Linked DNA regions of Homo sapiens: region 2 is linked to region 1. Evidence: read pairs that join two places in POLR2A ChIA-PET (ENCODE). Cell type or tissue: PC-9. All regions are shown on one strand.

Evidence for each region. ChIA-PET counts read pairs that join two places held together with the same protein. Peaks named below come from ENCODE experiments on the same cell type or tissue, not always from the same donor. Only the 100,000 strongest peaks of a DNase experiment are listed, where the experiment ranks them.
Region 2: POLR2A ChIA-PET joins it to region 1 with 10 read pairs; 1 of 35 experiments calls an interaction of 5 or more read pairs at or near these places.

The regions. Positions count from the first base shown.
Region 1 is chr4:76,778,602-76,786,601 of GRCh38, reverse strand. SHROOM3 (shroom family member 3) reads right to left here. Exons shown (of 11, transcript NM_020859.4): 11 at 3,349-7,793. The coding sequence ends at 7,425. All of the region lies in intron 1 of SHROOM3-AS1 (SHROOM3 antisense RNA 1), which reads left to right. Among named protein-coding and RNA genes, the nearest start is that of SHROOM3-AS1, 20 kb to the left of the region's middle. RefSeq lists enhancers at 1-6, 4,372-4,666, 4,400-4,769, 3,901-4,860, 3,900-5,099 and silencers at 2,055-2,124, 2,175-2,224, 2,235-2,304. In PC-9, no CTCF peak of the experiment used is centred here; no DNase peak of the experiment used is centred here; H3K27ac peaks cover 412 bases.
Region 2 is chr4:77,558,003-77,566,002 of GRCh38, reverse strand. It overlaps a transcript of CXCL13 not described here. Among named protein-coding and RNA genes, the nearest start is that of CXCL13, 44 kb to the left of the region's middle. In PC-9, no CTCF peak of the experiment used is centred here; a DNase peak (open chromatin) is centred at 5,052.

The sequences.
Region 1 (8,000 bases):
CCAGTTTGGGGACAGGGCAATAGAGGCCCAGGATTTCCTTCCATTCTCTTTGGCCATCCTGAATTTCTCTGCTCACTGGGGTTTCTGTTACTTCTCTGATGCACCGTCCCTCACTTATTTTTGTTAAAATGTAGTTGTTTATTCATTGTTCTGGTTGTCATTGTGAGAGAGACGAGCACCAGGGGCTTCCAGTTGGCCATCTTGCTCAATGCCACGAATCTCCTGTAGATAGAAGTCTTTATTTGGTACTTTCTACTGATTTCTGATCAATATGATCTGAAGAGCTGTAGTTCTACTTTTGTTAGCAGACATACCATATATCTTCTCAATTACCTGTGTGAATGCACATATTTAATCATCCAGAGTCATGATGAACACACAGTTTTCCTGCTGTACCTCCCTTCCTACACATGCGTCTCTCTCATCTACCTGTAGAGGCACATTACTTAACCACACCGTAAATTGATTTTCTTAGTTTCTTCTTCCTAAGCACATTACTCCTTAGTTAGCTTTTAACCAACATTTGCAAGAAGGACTTACAATTTGTTTTGTTTGTTTGTTTGTTTGTTTGTTTGAGACAGAGTCTCACTCTGTTGCCCAGGCTGGAGTGCAGTGGTGCGATCTCATCTTACTGCACCCTCCGCCTGCTGGGTTCAAGCAGTTCTCCTGCCTTGGCCTCCAGAGTAGCTAGGACCACAGGCATGCACCACCACACCTGGCTAATTTTTTTTTTTTTTCAGTAGAGACGGGGTTTCAGCATGTTGGCCAGGCTGGTCTCGATCTCCTGACCTCAAATAATGCACCCACCTCAGCCTCCCAAAGGGCTGGGATTACGGGCTCACTCTGTCTCAAAAAACCAAAACAAAACCAAAACAAAAAAACAAAAAACACATTGAGTGATACATTATCAAACTGAGGTTGACCTTTTGAGGCAACTTGGAAGATGTTGTTTGTTCTTTTTATCCTAAGCTTAAGTTCCTTTTCTGCCTATCTACTTTCACTGGAAGGAGACATCCGACTACCTCCCTGCCTTTTAATAAATCTGCTCTAAACCATTGCATACAAGGTTAGGTATTCTATTTCTTTTTTTTCTTTTAATCTTTGAGGGAAGATGGGCTTTTAAAATTCTCATTTCCGTATCCATGAGCTGCCTTTGAATTGTTCCTTTTTATCAAATCAATTTTTATTACTACAAAATAAAGCCAATTCCTATATTCTGTTCTAATTAGAGATGAGGAATAGTTCTCATTCACTCTTACATATATTTAAACAATATTGCAACATCTTCTTTATATTTATTAAAATTTAAAATGAGGTGAGATTCTTAATTTTTCTTTCAAATTAAAACAAACAAACAAAACACCTGGGCATGGTGGCTCATGCCTGTAATCCCAGCACTTTGGGAGGCTGAGGCAGGAGGATTGCTTCAGCCCAGGAGTTTGAGACCAGCCTGGGCAACATAGGGAGACCCCATCTCTGCCAAAAATATTTTAAAAAATTAGCCAGGTGTGGTGGCTCATGCCTGTGGTCCCAGCTACTTGGGAGGCTGAAGCAGGAGGATCGCCTGAGCCTGGGAGTTCGAGGCTGTGGTGAGCTATGATTGCACCACTGAACTTAATGTATAAATATGAATCATTTTGGGAATAAATGAACAGGAAAGTATGACAGTTGCAGATGTTGAGATAGAGAAAAACATATGTGGAGACACACCAAGAGAGACGTAGACACATACAGAGGTATACAGAGGCAGAGCTAGGCAGAGAGAGACCTCAACAGAAACAAACCTTAGACATGCTCTTAAATCGGCCTGAATCTAAATCTATTGATTTAGATACTTTGAGTAATATAGGTGTATGGAGCATGTTTAAAGAAAACATAAATGAGAAACTGCTTTCCTTTTGACACCTCCTTCAAGAGATATGTTGGCCATTTTATAGGCACTGTTTTATTATCTGAGAAATGGTTCTTACAGAATCAGCAACTATAAAATTACATGTGGTATCAGAAGATAATGCCAGGGTATATATGTAGAACAATGTGTCTGTGACGGCTATCAATTTATTGGCTCAGCTCTGGAATAACCCTTCAATCAAGTGTCTGTGTAATGGGCAGGGTCCTTTTAAGCATCTTTTACAGTCAGCACGATGTTAAGCTCTCTCCATAGGGGGTGCTGTTGGGGCCCTTTGTGGCTGCTGCCTTATGGGTCAGTGGTATGGGTGTGAGGACATCTGATGGAGTTCTCTTCCAACCACTGCCTACAATTGGTGGTGCCTTGGGACCTTGAAGCCTCATTCTGGCCATAACCTTCTCCTGGGCCTGTGGATTACAAACTTGAGCCCTGAAAGATTCCTGCTGCATCAGTGCCCGGAAGGCCTTCTGCCAACACTGGCTCCTCACTCTCTGAAGATCCTGTGAGGATCACCTGTGACCTGGAGGGTTCCCACTGGGCAGCCACGCCTGCTGCAGGCCCCCACTCTGTGCACAGCCAGGCTGTTGGTTGCTGGTGGACTGACCCAGCCTGCACTCTGGAGGGTTGCTTCCTATGCGCTCAGGGACTGCAGACCAGTTCCAGCCTGGGCAAACCAGCTAACTTCCCTGCTATGTGGGTCGAGTTCAGTTCTCCAAGGAGGTCTGAACCTCAGGCTTGGGACTCTTTCCCAGTTTGTCTTTCCTTGAGTACTCTTCCTTAGCTCTAGGGTACCAGAGAGAATTTCCTTATGTCCTATAGTCACTCGTTTATCAGAATTTAATAACTCTTTATATAAATATTTCCCCTGTTCAACCTACTGTAAAGCAATAGCAATACCAGTGTTTAAGCAAGAAATACAGCTGCCTTTCCACCTAGAGAATAATTTATAGAATGAAGTAGGAATCAATGAGCCAGTTTTTTCATTCACAACTTTCTTCTTGCCTAATTTTGATTTTAGAGTTTCAAAATTGGGTGACAGCTGCTTTCATTTCTCAAAGAAAATGAACACAGTCTTGTTTCATTAGCTAAATTGTCAAATCCACACCAAGGAGAGGTTCTAACTCATATGTAGGATAACATTTGTGATGAAGCAACAGGAATCTGATTCCCACTAAATCAGTAAAGTTCCCACTGAAAAGGCCAGTTGATTAATTTCAGTCAGGGCAGAACTTAAAATTACTGGCAATGTGTGATAAAACTGATTCCTTTTGAGGAAAAATAATTAGTGCAATTAAATCTGAATAAGTGCATAACTTGTTTAAAACAGATCTAAAAAAGAGTAAACAGGGAACAAAATCTGTATCACAACCTTGGGGATTATATAAAAGTAGTGGAGACAGTATAAACTTATATAGCTAATAGAATAAATATGACAGGACTTTCAACTTCTGAGGTTATTTTTATTTTTAAATTTAACTTCAATTTCTGTTTATTTAAATTTTAAAAATTATTCAGATTATTAAATTCATGTTAGTCTTATTGTGATCATAACAGTAGGAACTGTACAGATGATTGGTAGTGGCTCTCAAATGTTAAAATACATCAGAATAACATGGGAAACCTGCTGAAATGCAGTTTCCAGCAGACTTGGTTTTGTCATAGCAATTGGTATTTTTAACAAGCATTCCAAGGATTCTGATGCAGATCGTATCCTGACCACACTTTGAGAAACCATTATTTAGTTTCTGAATGAGCTCCCCATTAAGAAATGTGAAGTTTTATTTAAAAATTAATAAGACAACCCTTTCTGATATTAAAATGGTCTTTATCATTTTATCCTATGCATCCCAAAGAGTTAAGGCAGCAGGAAATACTTTGTTCCCGATAATATATTCCTGTGTAGAAAAGCCCCTTCACATTCACTTGACCACTTTTTATACCTTGTAGGAAATGAAGTTATTTCTGGCTGTAGTTATTCCTTTTTCTAATAGTAAGGTGAATAAAATTCATGTTGTTCTAAAAGGAAAATAATAACTCCAACCTAACAATGAAGCCAGCACTACCATGGACAATTAAACTGAAGAGAAGTAAATTTGGAACCACATAAGAATAAAAAGCCAACATTTCCTTGGGTATCCAGAGACCCAGTATCTTAATAAGAGATGCCTGAATAACATACAAGTTTAAAGGTAGAGCTTAAAGCATATATTTACCATTTAAACTCATGAATTATTTTAGATGAGATATTAACAGTGGAGGAATAGGAAAACTGGGATGTCCCAGGTTGTTTCTCCTTTATAGCTCCCTCAAAGGACCTCAGTTAAGCCCACACTCCTCACCTTAAAAGACAGCCACTGATTCTTAGGGGTGGACCCAAACTTGTTAATCTTCTAGTCTGGAAACCAGCTGTGCAAAACAAACCCTAAAATGTTCCCATAGAGCAAAGGAAAAGATGTTTGGTTTCGACAGCATCTGGTCTCATAGAGAAACTCAGGCACTTTCACTGTGGATCCTCCCTTCATTCTTTGGGGTTAAGTGGCCACCGCAAGAAACAAAACAGCATGAGAAATGGCTGAGTCAACCAACATGTAGTGACATGCCCAGGAACTTCTCAAGTGGCCCAGGAAGTGGAGGCCTCCTGATTTTCTCGCAGGACATTGTCCTTTCCTGGAACCTTGCGGGTGGCTGGAGTATCTGCATTTGGAGTATTGCAAGATTATCTCACCTGAGTTCTGACCAGAAGTGTATCTCCAAAATTATCACATCCACAAAGACAATTATTGACTGTGAGCAAACATTCTCAGTGACATCACGCGTATTCTGAAACCCTGACCAACAACATGCTCCTTACTGTTCTCATGGTCTTGGCAAAGGATACTGTTGGGAGAAAGAAGAATGGTTTCTACTGTAAATGAGTTTTTAAAAATAGTGGGAGAAGAATGCAAAATAGGAAAGGGATAAATACATAGATTTCTAGCTAAACGCATTTAAAAGGAAACTTTGAAAATTTGGTTAGTGATTTCTTTAAAGTACAGAGGTCAAGTCCTATTACAATAAATATCACATCCACCTAAAAATTAGATTTCAAAGTCTCACTTGGTGCCTTACCCATTTCACATAACAGAACAAAGTTTCCACATAATGAAAGAATGGACACAATCCTAGGAGTGTCACAAGCTTTCAGATGTTTGTGGCATGCCAAGCAGCATTGCCTGTTACTGTGCTGTGGGAGTCAATTACTTTTATGTCTATAAATTAGAAAAGTGGCTGGGTGAAGTGGCTCATGCCTGTAATCCCAGCACTTCTGGGACCAAAGCGGAAGGATCCCTTGAGCCCAGGAGTTTGAAACCAGCCTGGGCAACATAGCGAGACCCCCGTCTCTATAAAAAATCAAAAAATTAGCCAAGCATAGTGGTGCACACCTGTGGTCCCAGCTACTTGGGAGGCTGAGATGGGAGGATGGCTTGAGCCTCAGAGGTTCAGACTGCAATGAGCTGTTATCGCACCACTCTGCACTCCAGCCTGGGCAACATAGTAAGACCCTTTCTCAAGAAAATAAATAAAAATTTTTGAGAAAGACTGAATATGTAAAATGTTCCCCAGTCAAATCCCGAAAAATGGTCATCTCGAAGAGTGTTGGGAACTGGGAGCCCCCTGGATTCCTCTGAGGAATTTCACTAAGAATAACTGTAGACGTTTGCTGGCTGTCTTCCACCTGGCTTGGCTTGTGAGGGCTCATTCAGTATCAGCAAGACACACAGGTAGTTACTGATGGAGTTAATTTCAGGCTCCCATGTTGGCCTAAGACTGATGACCATGCAGTGTGGCTGTTGAATGCTGTCACTGGTTCTACTGCTTTCCTGGGAGACAGGACCTCTGAATGAAAACATCCCTGGGAAACCAAGGTGCTGTCTTATTTGTATCAATGGAGTCATGCAGTATATAAGCTCCAAAGAACAAAGCCATAGCTTTGGTTGACTATGCAAAGGAAACTTCTGGGTGGCCAGTTGTTTATAAGTTAATCAAAAGACATCTCTACTGGAGACCCAAACTACAATTTTGATATTCTTACATAGGAGATAAAACTTCATTAAGTAATGAAAATGTACTAAGGGGAGAAGGAGCATTTGGTTCCCTTGTCATTTTTTTTTTTTTTTTACTTCAAAATTTTACTCCCCCAATTTTCTAAGACTGGCTACTATGAAACTCGTAAGCCCAAATCAACAAAGGTGGCCACCAGCCACAGATCAAACGTGAAAAAACAAATCTACCTCTAGCACAGCCTGGGATGTACTACCTGCTCAAAGTATAAGGCTACTGCCATCTCCAGCAGCTGTAAACATAGCCTGGCTGCCAGCCCATAACCTCCTCAGCCTTCCAGTTTGTTTTTATAAGCTTACAACTGGGGCTACAGAGTAACCTCTGAAATGTTATTATTGAAACATGATAAAGCAAAATCAGTCTTCAGAGGTTAAGGAGGCAGTTTTTAATCAAAGTGTGGTCAACAGGTTTGACATTTTAGAAAACATTTTTTTTTTTTAAAGCATCATTAAAACAGCCTCAATAAACAGGCCGTATTTAGCCCAAATCTTGTTCAGGAGAACAGCATGGGCTCCGTTTGAATTTTGTTGGATTCTGGACGTCCTCCTCCTATTATATAGGTCTGAGAGTTGTCTTTGTTAATAAAATTTAGCTTTGTTTCCCCACCAGTGATAATGACATGAAGCACTAGGAAATGATGCAATAACCGCAGTGCATGAGGCCTTCCTCCTGGGGAAGGTGTGAGACAGGAGGGGAGCAGGACTCCCCCATACTCAGTCCAGTGGAAGCGCAGAATGCCTGCTCGTGTTGGTAAAAATAAGACAGGAATGTAAGAAAAAAAGTCTTCACGCTCAACGTGACTATCTTTGGAATTCATTTCATTAAGGTTTTCACAAAATACAAAGCTCAAACGTAATCATCTATGTCCACCACAAAACAGAATCAAATAAGTGGTTAGCACAACAAACATAGTGATCTTTTCCATTTTAAAAAATATAAATAACAATGTTCAAGGTTTTACAGTTTTCTTAGTGTGTGTCTTTTTAAGGCTTTATGTTGCAGACCCTTCATTAATGGTACTTGTACCCTGCCATCAGGATACACTGCCCACCAGCAAGGAAGGCCACTGTGGATACATTCCTGAGGGGGACACACACTGATCCATGTTGCCTCAGCCTGTTAAAAACTAAATGATCAAACACCCTCCAATCAGTTCTCAGTTTCATTAACTTTCTTTCTACTACAAAGTAATAATAGAAAGGGGTACGTGTCCAGCAGCATTCGAGCTCTCAGAAGATCAATCAGGAAGGGCAAGAAGGAAAAAGGCTTCCTCCTGGAGAGAATTTTTTTCCTTTCATCAGGAACAAACACCAATAACCCAGATAGTTCAAACAGTGGTTTGTACTGAAACATTTTTCAGATTAAATAGTGTTGAGAGAAACAGTGATCTTTTGGTTGGGTATTTTAGAAGAGGTTAAAGTGGAGAGGTTAATGTTGGGAAAATACCACTGAAAGTACAGCCCCCAGCAGGAATGGGCTCACTCGTGAGGTTTGGGGGCAGAGCCAGGGCCCCAGCCTTGGGAATGAAATCTGAGGGCAGGCTCTCCAGCAGACACTTGACCTGCTCCTGGCCCAGCTTGATCTTGTCATCCAGCTTCCGTTGCTCAATGAGGAGCGTGGACTTCATTTTCACGAAGTGCTGGTAGTCCTGGAGCTGCTCCTCTGAAAGGTAATTGGCCAAGATGCCCAGCACTACTCGCTCCCTGCGATCCAGGTTCTCCTTCAGCTCCCGGGCATCCTCATGCTGACCAGCCAGGATCTTCCTTTTCTCGTAAAGAGAGCTCTGCCAGGGAAAATTGGACAGATCAATGAAGGCCAGGGAAAGGGAGAAAAGAGCCAGACTCCCTGCAAGGACACCTCTGACAGGACTGGGAAATATCTAAGCTCTATTCCTATTGTCACTCCTAAGTAAGGAGGCTAACTTTTTGAAAATCAGATTATCCTTATATTACATATTACAGCATTCTCTAAATTGTAACATCATAGGATA
Region 2 (8,000 bases), 780 kb before region 1:
GGGAAATATTAGAAAACCAGGTTCCTATCCTCAAAGGTGACTTTTCAAGGTTTGTAGGATTTGTTTATGCTATTGCTACCTTTGTGTAGCTATTATATCATCTTCTCTTGGAAAACTAATTACACATCCACCTAGGGAAATGCAGTTTCTTTAAGGCCAAACCTGGCTGCCATTCTTCCATCAATTTTTTTTTCCATGTCCTTCAGCTGTCTGCACTTCCTATTGCCTCTGTAACATGAGGTAGAAAGTGACCATCGTCATGACAGGCACAGGAATTATTTAGGTCCTTTTACTACTAGACGGTGAGTCCTTTGAGGGCAGGATCACCCTGTTTTACACTTGATAGATATTCAAATAATTGTTGGTTGCTGCAGGAAAGCAGAGGAAAGAACAATTAATTCTGGCTCCTACCTGAAAGGAAGGTCAGAACCACTATTATTGTAAAGGCGTCTGAATTGACCCTGCAAATATATATATATATTTTCCTGATGAAAACACTGTATGTTTAAAAACTGTTCTTAAGTGAGAAACAAACTCACAGTTAGTGAACAAGTCTGTGGCATAGAGAAGATTCAAATACTTTCTGCCCAAGATTCTACAAACACCAAATACCAGTATTAGCCTTTCTTCACTGACCCAGGTTGAATCTGAGTTGTGTTTGGGGGAGGAGAGGGAGGAATGTGTGTGCAAGAGCCCTGTGATCTGCCTACAGCTTATTCGTCTTCTCCCAGTTGAAGTGACTGCCCAGAGCAATGGTTTTTATAGTGTATTTTTAGCTGTAGAACCTCATCTTCTTTTTGCAAACAAATTTTTATCCATAATCCCTATATTCAGATGAAAATAAGTGAAAGGGAAGCTGTGCAAGTGAAGCAGGAGCCTGAGCCCCTCCATTCAGTTCCCTCTCATTGTGGAAGACAGTTGAGCTACAAAAGTTGAACCAAGGGATCAGTAGAACAGTTTGAAGACCACTGACACTCTGACACAGCCTAATGAAAATCCATGGAAAATGTGCTTGTGAAGCAAAATGGGTCCAGGAAAACCCCGTGTGGGCTCCCCAAGGTCTGTGGATGTTTATGTTTGGTTGCCCCCACCCTAACCCCTACCCCTGAAGAAATGGGGAACTTTGCTCCACAAAGGATTGCACCACAGGGACACAGCCTTTCTCTTTTCACTTCTCCACTGGGGTCCTTTCCGCACAATATCTGCTCCATCATGCCTTTTAGAGTGGAGAGCCATTTTACTTGGTAGGGGAGCTATATGTCATAATTAAGAGTTTGGGCTCCACAGTCTGTCAGGGTTAAAGTCCAGGCTCCAGCACTTGCTAGGTGCCCTGGGCAATGATTTAATCTTATTTTGTCCTAGCTTTCTTCACTGGTGGTATAGGAACAATAATAGCACATGCCTTAAAGGGTTGTTGTCAGATTAAATGAGATGACTATAAGTCCCTTTTTAACAGTTCCAGGTACAGAGTAAATGTTTGGTAAATGCTGGATATCATCAGGAACAATCAGGAACAGAATCTGTTTGTTTGCCTAATGCAGAACAGCTAGTTCAAGTGGCTCATTCTTTTTGCTTCTAATTTCCTGGGTCACTTGAACTTTCCCTGCTGGCTCCAAGTCAAACTTGCTGTCTTAGCCATCCCATCTGTGCCTGCTCCTCTGCATATGTACATTTCAGAAGTAGTACAGAACGTCCTGATACCACGGCTTTCCTCCCACTCTCTCTGCAGCAAATCTTTCATAACTGCCAGAAGTTTCTAGAAACTCCAGCTTTTGTTGGATCTAGTTTTCCTGAAAGCTACTTTGCTCTTCCTCTTACCATTCTTTTAACCTGACTTCTCTTGCTTGTATCATGAAAATTCGTACTTCAAAGAGTTTTTAATTAATACAAATGGGACCGGGTTCATAATTTCCAGGATCTGGTGCAAAATAAAAATGTGGGGTGTCTTGTTCACAATTATTAAGAATTTCAAGGTAGTGACAGCAGAGTATCAAACCAAGTGCAGGGCCGTCTGTCACATGCCCTCGAAACTGGCCCTGAGTACAAACATCAGCATATGGAAAAACTTTATGCCACAGACAGGATGAGATACTTCATTTACACAACGAGTTTTCCCTCACTTTTATACATGAAGATTTGAGGCATAGAAAGTATGTATGTCCCAAAGACACCTGTTCATTCCTCCCATAGAAGACAGTTATATAAAAAAGACAATATATTCTAACAATGAGGAGGAGAATTCCTATGAGGAAGAAGTTAACTCTGTTTTTCTGTATATTCCCCTGTAATTCTTCATTTTAATAAACGTCATAGAATCTCATCTTTCATCTGTCAGCAGTCTCATAAGAAGATCCCACTATTCTTGAGAGTGTTATACTCATTGTATTCAAGAGAAGTTAATTGTTCACTTTTCAGTGCTTCTTTTCTTGTGGTATGAGGAATTTCTCATAGCAGCCAAGGTTACTCTTCTGCTATCTTAATGCTGGTCTCCCCAGAAGTGGAGCCTGAGATAAGGATTTAATTATGGTGTCTAAGAAATGCAGGGAAGTAGAGATGAGGTGGGATTAATAAAAGGTGCATTATTAAGCCAGCTTCCAGATTAGTACATTGGACATTAATCTCGCAGGGAAACTGTAAGCTGTAGTGTAAACACAGCACAAAATTATCTCACCTGAGCGCCAAGGGAGCCAGGGAATTTAGACACTAACTCTCATCGGTCTTTGCTTGAGAACTGCTGTGTCTGGAATTGGTGGGTTCTTGGTCTCACTGACTTCAAGAATGAGGCTGCGGACCCTCCCGGTGAGCGTTACAGTTCTTAAAGGGGCGTCCGGAGTTTGTTCCTTCTGATGTTCTGACGTGTTTGGAGCTTCTTCCTTCTGGTGGGTTTCTAGTCTCACTGGCCTCAGGAGTGAAGCTACAGACCTTCGTGGTGAGTGTTACAGCTCATAAAGGCAGTGCGGACCCAAAGAGTGAGAAGCAGCAAGATTTATTGAAAAGAGTGAAAGAACAAAGCTTCCACAGTGTGGAAGGGGACCCATGGGGGTTGCCACTGCTGGCTCTGGCAGCCTGCTTTTATTCCCTTATCTGGCCCCACCCACATCCTGCTGATTGATCCATTTTACAGAGAGCTGATTGGTGTGTTTTACAGAGAGCTGATTGGTCCGTTTTGACAGAGTGCTGATTGATGCGTTTACAATCCCTGAGCTAGACACAAAAGTTCTCCAAATCCCCACTAGATTAGCTAGACACGGATCACTGATTGGTGCATTTACAAACCTTGAGCTAGACACAGGGTGCTGATTGGTATGTTTACAATCCTTTAGCTAGACATAAAGGTTCTCCAAGTCCCCACCAGATTAGCTAGATACAGAGTGCTGATTGGTGTGTTTACAAACCTTGAGCTAGACACAGAGTGCTGATTGGTGTATTTACAATCCCTTAGCTAGAAATAAAAGTTCTTCAAGTCCCCACCAGATTAGCCAGATACAGAATGCTGATTGGTGCATTCACAAACCTTGAGCTAGACACAGAGTACTGATTGGTGTGTCTACAATCCCTTAGCTAGACATAAAGGTTCTCCACGTCCCCACTAGACTCAGGAGCCCAGCTGGCTTCACCTGGTGGATCCTGCACCCCGGTGCAGGTGGAGCTTCCTGCCAATCCCGTGCCTTGTGCCCGCACTCCTCAGCCCTTGGGCAGTCGATGGGACCCAGCGCAGCAGAGCAGGGGGCGTTGCCCGTCAGGGAGGCTCAGGCCTCGCAGGAGCCCATGGTGGGGTGGGGGTTGGGGTGGCTGTAGGCGGGGCGGGGGGCTGCAGTGATGGGGGGGTGGGGGCAGCGGTGGGCAGGGGGTGGGAAGGCTTGTGCCGGGAGGGCTGCAGGTCCTGAGGCCTTCCCCACAGGGAGGCAGCTGAGGCCCCGCGAGAATTCGAGCGCAGCCCTGGTGGGCCAGCACTGCTGGGGGACCCGGCGCACCCTCCGCAGCTGCTGGCCCAGGTGCTAAGCTCCTCACTGCTTGCCGCTCCAAGTGCAGGGCCCACCAAGCCCACACCCACCCAGAACTTGTGCTGGCCCACAAGCACTGGGCGCAGCCCAGGTTCCCACCTGCGCCTTTCCCTCCACATCACCCCACAAGCAGAGGGAGCCAGCTCCAGCCTCGGCCAGCCCAGAGAGGGGCTCCCACAGTGCAGTGGTGGGCTGAAGGGCTCTTCAAGTGCTGCCAGAGTGTGCACCGAGGCCAAGGAGGTGCTGAGAGTGGGCAAGGGCTGCAAGGGCTGCCAGCACACCATCACCTCTCACTGCTGCAGGGGAGGCAAGGACCAGTCCAGCCCCTGCACTCTGGAATGCTAAGGGGCAGGGACATATAGGCAGGCTCTGAGAGCATCTGCTGCATCTGCAACAGAAAGCCTGAAAGATAGTCTTCGAAGCAGATGGTGCTACACTCCAAGATCAGCACTACTGATTATAAGCAGAACGATCTTGGCTAAGTTAGCCTCTAAGTATCAGGTTTTTCATCTGTAAACAGAAATAGCACCTTCAGGACTGTTGGGATAATTAGAACTGTATGAAGCATCAAACATGTGGCTGGCCCATGGTAGGCACTAATGGAGAACCACTTTTATATAGAGCTGCCATTAAATTATTTTTTAAAGTAGAACTTCTCAAACTTAAATATTGATAGGAATTACCTGCAGATCTTGTTAGAATGCAGATTCTGATCCTGCATATCTGGGTGGGGGACAATTTTCTACATTTCTAACAGGCCTCCAGGTAACACTGCTGTTCCTGGTCCATGGACCACACTTTTTGCAGCAAGGTTTCAAACCATTCTAAAATTTCACTTTAGTCACTAGGTACAATAGATCATACAATATTTTCCCTGGAAAATATAAGGTTTAATCTGTGGGTTTAATTGTACCTAAAACAGAAAAAGTTTAATTATAACCATGAGAACTGTTAGCCTTAAATGGAACATAACCAGCTTGTGTTAATCATCACTAATAAACTTAACTGCCTGGGGTTCCCAGGACAGAGCTATGCAAGAGAGGAAGTGCAGAGTGACAAATATATAGGATAGATAAGGATTTCAGCATCATGGGAAACCTAAGAAAATATAAAAATTATATCATTATTAGAGAATGAGGAAACAGAAGAGAGCCCAAGGGCATATCACTAAGTAATTCATGACATTAATACAAAATTAATGTAATCTGCTTCTAAATGTCTCCTATGTACAATACATTATATAGGGTAGTGGTGTGAAAGACCGTGCGTGATGTTTACAATCTGTTGAAGGGAACAGAAACATATATGAAGATACTAAGCAGTAAAAATGTGGCTAAATCCTTCTCACTGGTGGGAAAGCTTTGTTAGGCACTGGGAGGCTATTCTGGTCTGGAATACCTAAGAAAAGTACAGCTAGAAAGGAGACTTCAATTGAGCCTGGGAGGACAGCTGAGTCTTAGGTTTGAACACAGTGGGAATGTATAGAAAAAAGATCAGAACTTTAATAAAATGATTCTATAAGTTGTACCTCAAAAGGCATTGTTTAGGAATGTATGCTGCAGGGAACAGGGCTTGATCAAGAACAGTGGCCTACAGTGTACCTGTTGACCTTTGGCTGAGGCAGTTGGAGATAAAGAAGCAGGTGGCCAATTGCAGTGTCATTACTAAGATTGACTTTGGAGTCAGATCTGGGTTCCACACAGATTCCAATAAGAACTAGTAGCGTGACTTGGAAACACAATTCAACCTCAATCTCTATTTTCTTACTAAAGGCTTACTCAAGTTTACAAAATAGAATTGAAGTGATGATTAAATGAGATCATTCATGAAAGATTATCCATATATATACCCTTGCACAGGGCCTGGCTCATAGTAAATGTTTGATAAATAGTAAGTATTAACATATCCAAAACAAAAAAGAAAGACCAACAAAAAAAAGAAAAAGAAAGAAAACAACCTCATTGCTGTGGTCACAGAAGTGTTTATGACTAGGAAGTTCTAGGAAGTGAAGGGGTCACTGGAGCTCCAAGATATTTGGAAAGCACATTGAGCGTCAGGTTTTTTTTTTTTTTTTTTTGTGATGGAGTCTCGCTCTCTCACCCAGGCTGGAGTGCATTGGTGCCATCTCTGCTCACTGCAAGCTCCGTGTCCCAGGTTCACGCCAGTCTCCTGCCTCAGCCTCCTGAGTAGCTGGGACTACAGGCACCCGCCACCATGCCCGACTAATTTTTTGTATTTTTAGTAGAGACGGGGTTTCACAATGTTAGCCAGGGTGGTCTCGATCTCCTGACCTCGTGATCTGCCTGCCTCGGCCTCCCAAAATACTGGGATTACAGGTGTGAGCCACTGCGCCTGGCCAGAGTGTCAGGTTTTACTTTACTTTCAATCACACACACACACACACACACGGCATATTTAGTCCTTGAATGGAAGAAAGAGGTGGATGGTTGCTGTGCGATAGCTGTAATGTGTTCAAACTCTCCCCAGAATGAAGAAGCTATTGCCCCAGCTACTGGGAGTGCCTCCAGGTGAAGACAGCCACCCTTCTCAAGGTCGTCCACATCCAATGACTGTTTAACATGGGAGTATAAAGGCTCAGCCTTCTCACCCCAATTAGGAATATCTCTGAAGGGTCATTCCATTTTCAGAAATGGCCAAAGGGTCAACTGAAGCTTTATTTAGTCTGCATCATATCTCAATTTCTTCCTCTGCCCAGTCTCCTTCTTTCCCCTCTCTCCCCTCAGTCCCCTTTCTTCCCCAGGTGTTGGAGCCAAGGGAACCTCCTGATAAACCTTCTATATGATAGTCTTTATCTAGAGTCTGCTTCCTAGAGAGTCCAATCTGTGGCAGAAGGTACTGCTGGTGGTAGGCAGAGGACATACAATCCCAGCGTGAGATGGTTGTTTAGTTGTTAAAACAATCACAGTTGATGAAGTTGGATGGTATACTGGTGGAAGAAAATGCTGATATCTGACATTGGAGAAATAATGAGGAAAATACTAACTAGAGAGGCAATAGAATCGGGTGGCTTCACCAAGCTCAATTAAGGCCTTGAATAAAAAGATAAGCTAGGGGTGAAAGGCAGAGTTCTCCTTAGTAGCATAAGAAGAAGCTCTTGTTTCCTTCACAGAAGGTCCAAAAAAGTTGAGGATCAAGCCCAGAAAATAAGAGTAATGAATCCCAAAGGAGGTTCAACTCATAACATAGGCAGACCTGCTATGCCAGGGTCAGGGCCTTTGTTGAGTAAAAATAAGACCCTGACACGTGGTATGGGAACATTGCAGTTGATGCCCCCCATATCTTGAATCTTCATTTTCCTCTGATTCCTACAGAAGTGGTTTACTCCAGCTGAGTGCGGTGGCGCATTCCTGTAATTCCAGCACTTTGGAAGGCCAAGGCGGGCAGATCACCTGAGGTCAGGAGTTTGAAATCAGCCTGGCCAACATGGTGAAACCTCATCTCTACTAAAAATACAAAAACTAGCCAAGTATGGTGACTTACACCTGTAGTCCCAGTTACTTGGGAGGCTGAAGTGGGAGAATTGCTTGAATTTGGGAGGCAGAGGTTGCAGTGAGCTGAGATTGCTCCACTGTAGTCCAATCTGGGTGACACAGGGAGACTCCTTAAAAAAAAAAATTAGAAGTAGTTCACTCCTCCCTAGTAAGGGTTAGCCCTCTCCCCTTGCTCAAAGGCAATGCAGAAGCTTTTCCTTTTCAAGATAACAGGTGCCCATCTCAGGATCAAGGGCCACCTACATACTTGGCCATGGGCCTATACCTAGGGTTAAGTTGCTGCAAAAACAGCCAGAGGCATCTTAGAAGTGATAAAGGAACTTCAGGACCTAGCCATTTTTTATAAACAAGAACTAGAAGAGTATAGATAGTATTGGTTTCTAAGGGTTCTGGATCAAGGTGTCAGAGCATGTTGTTTGAAAAGAGAATTTAGCAGTTTGGGAGACTCTTCTAGGGTATGCGACTTGAAATTCTAGCAAGGACA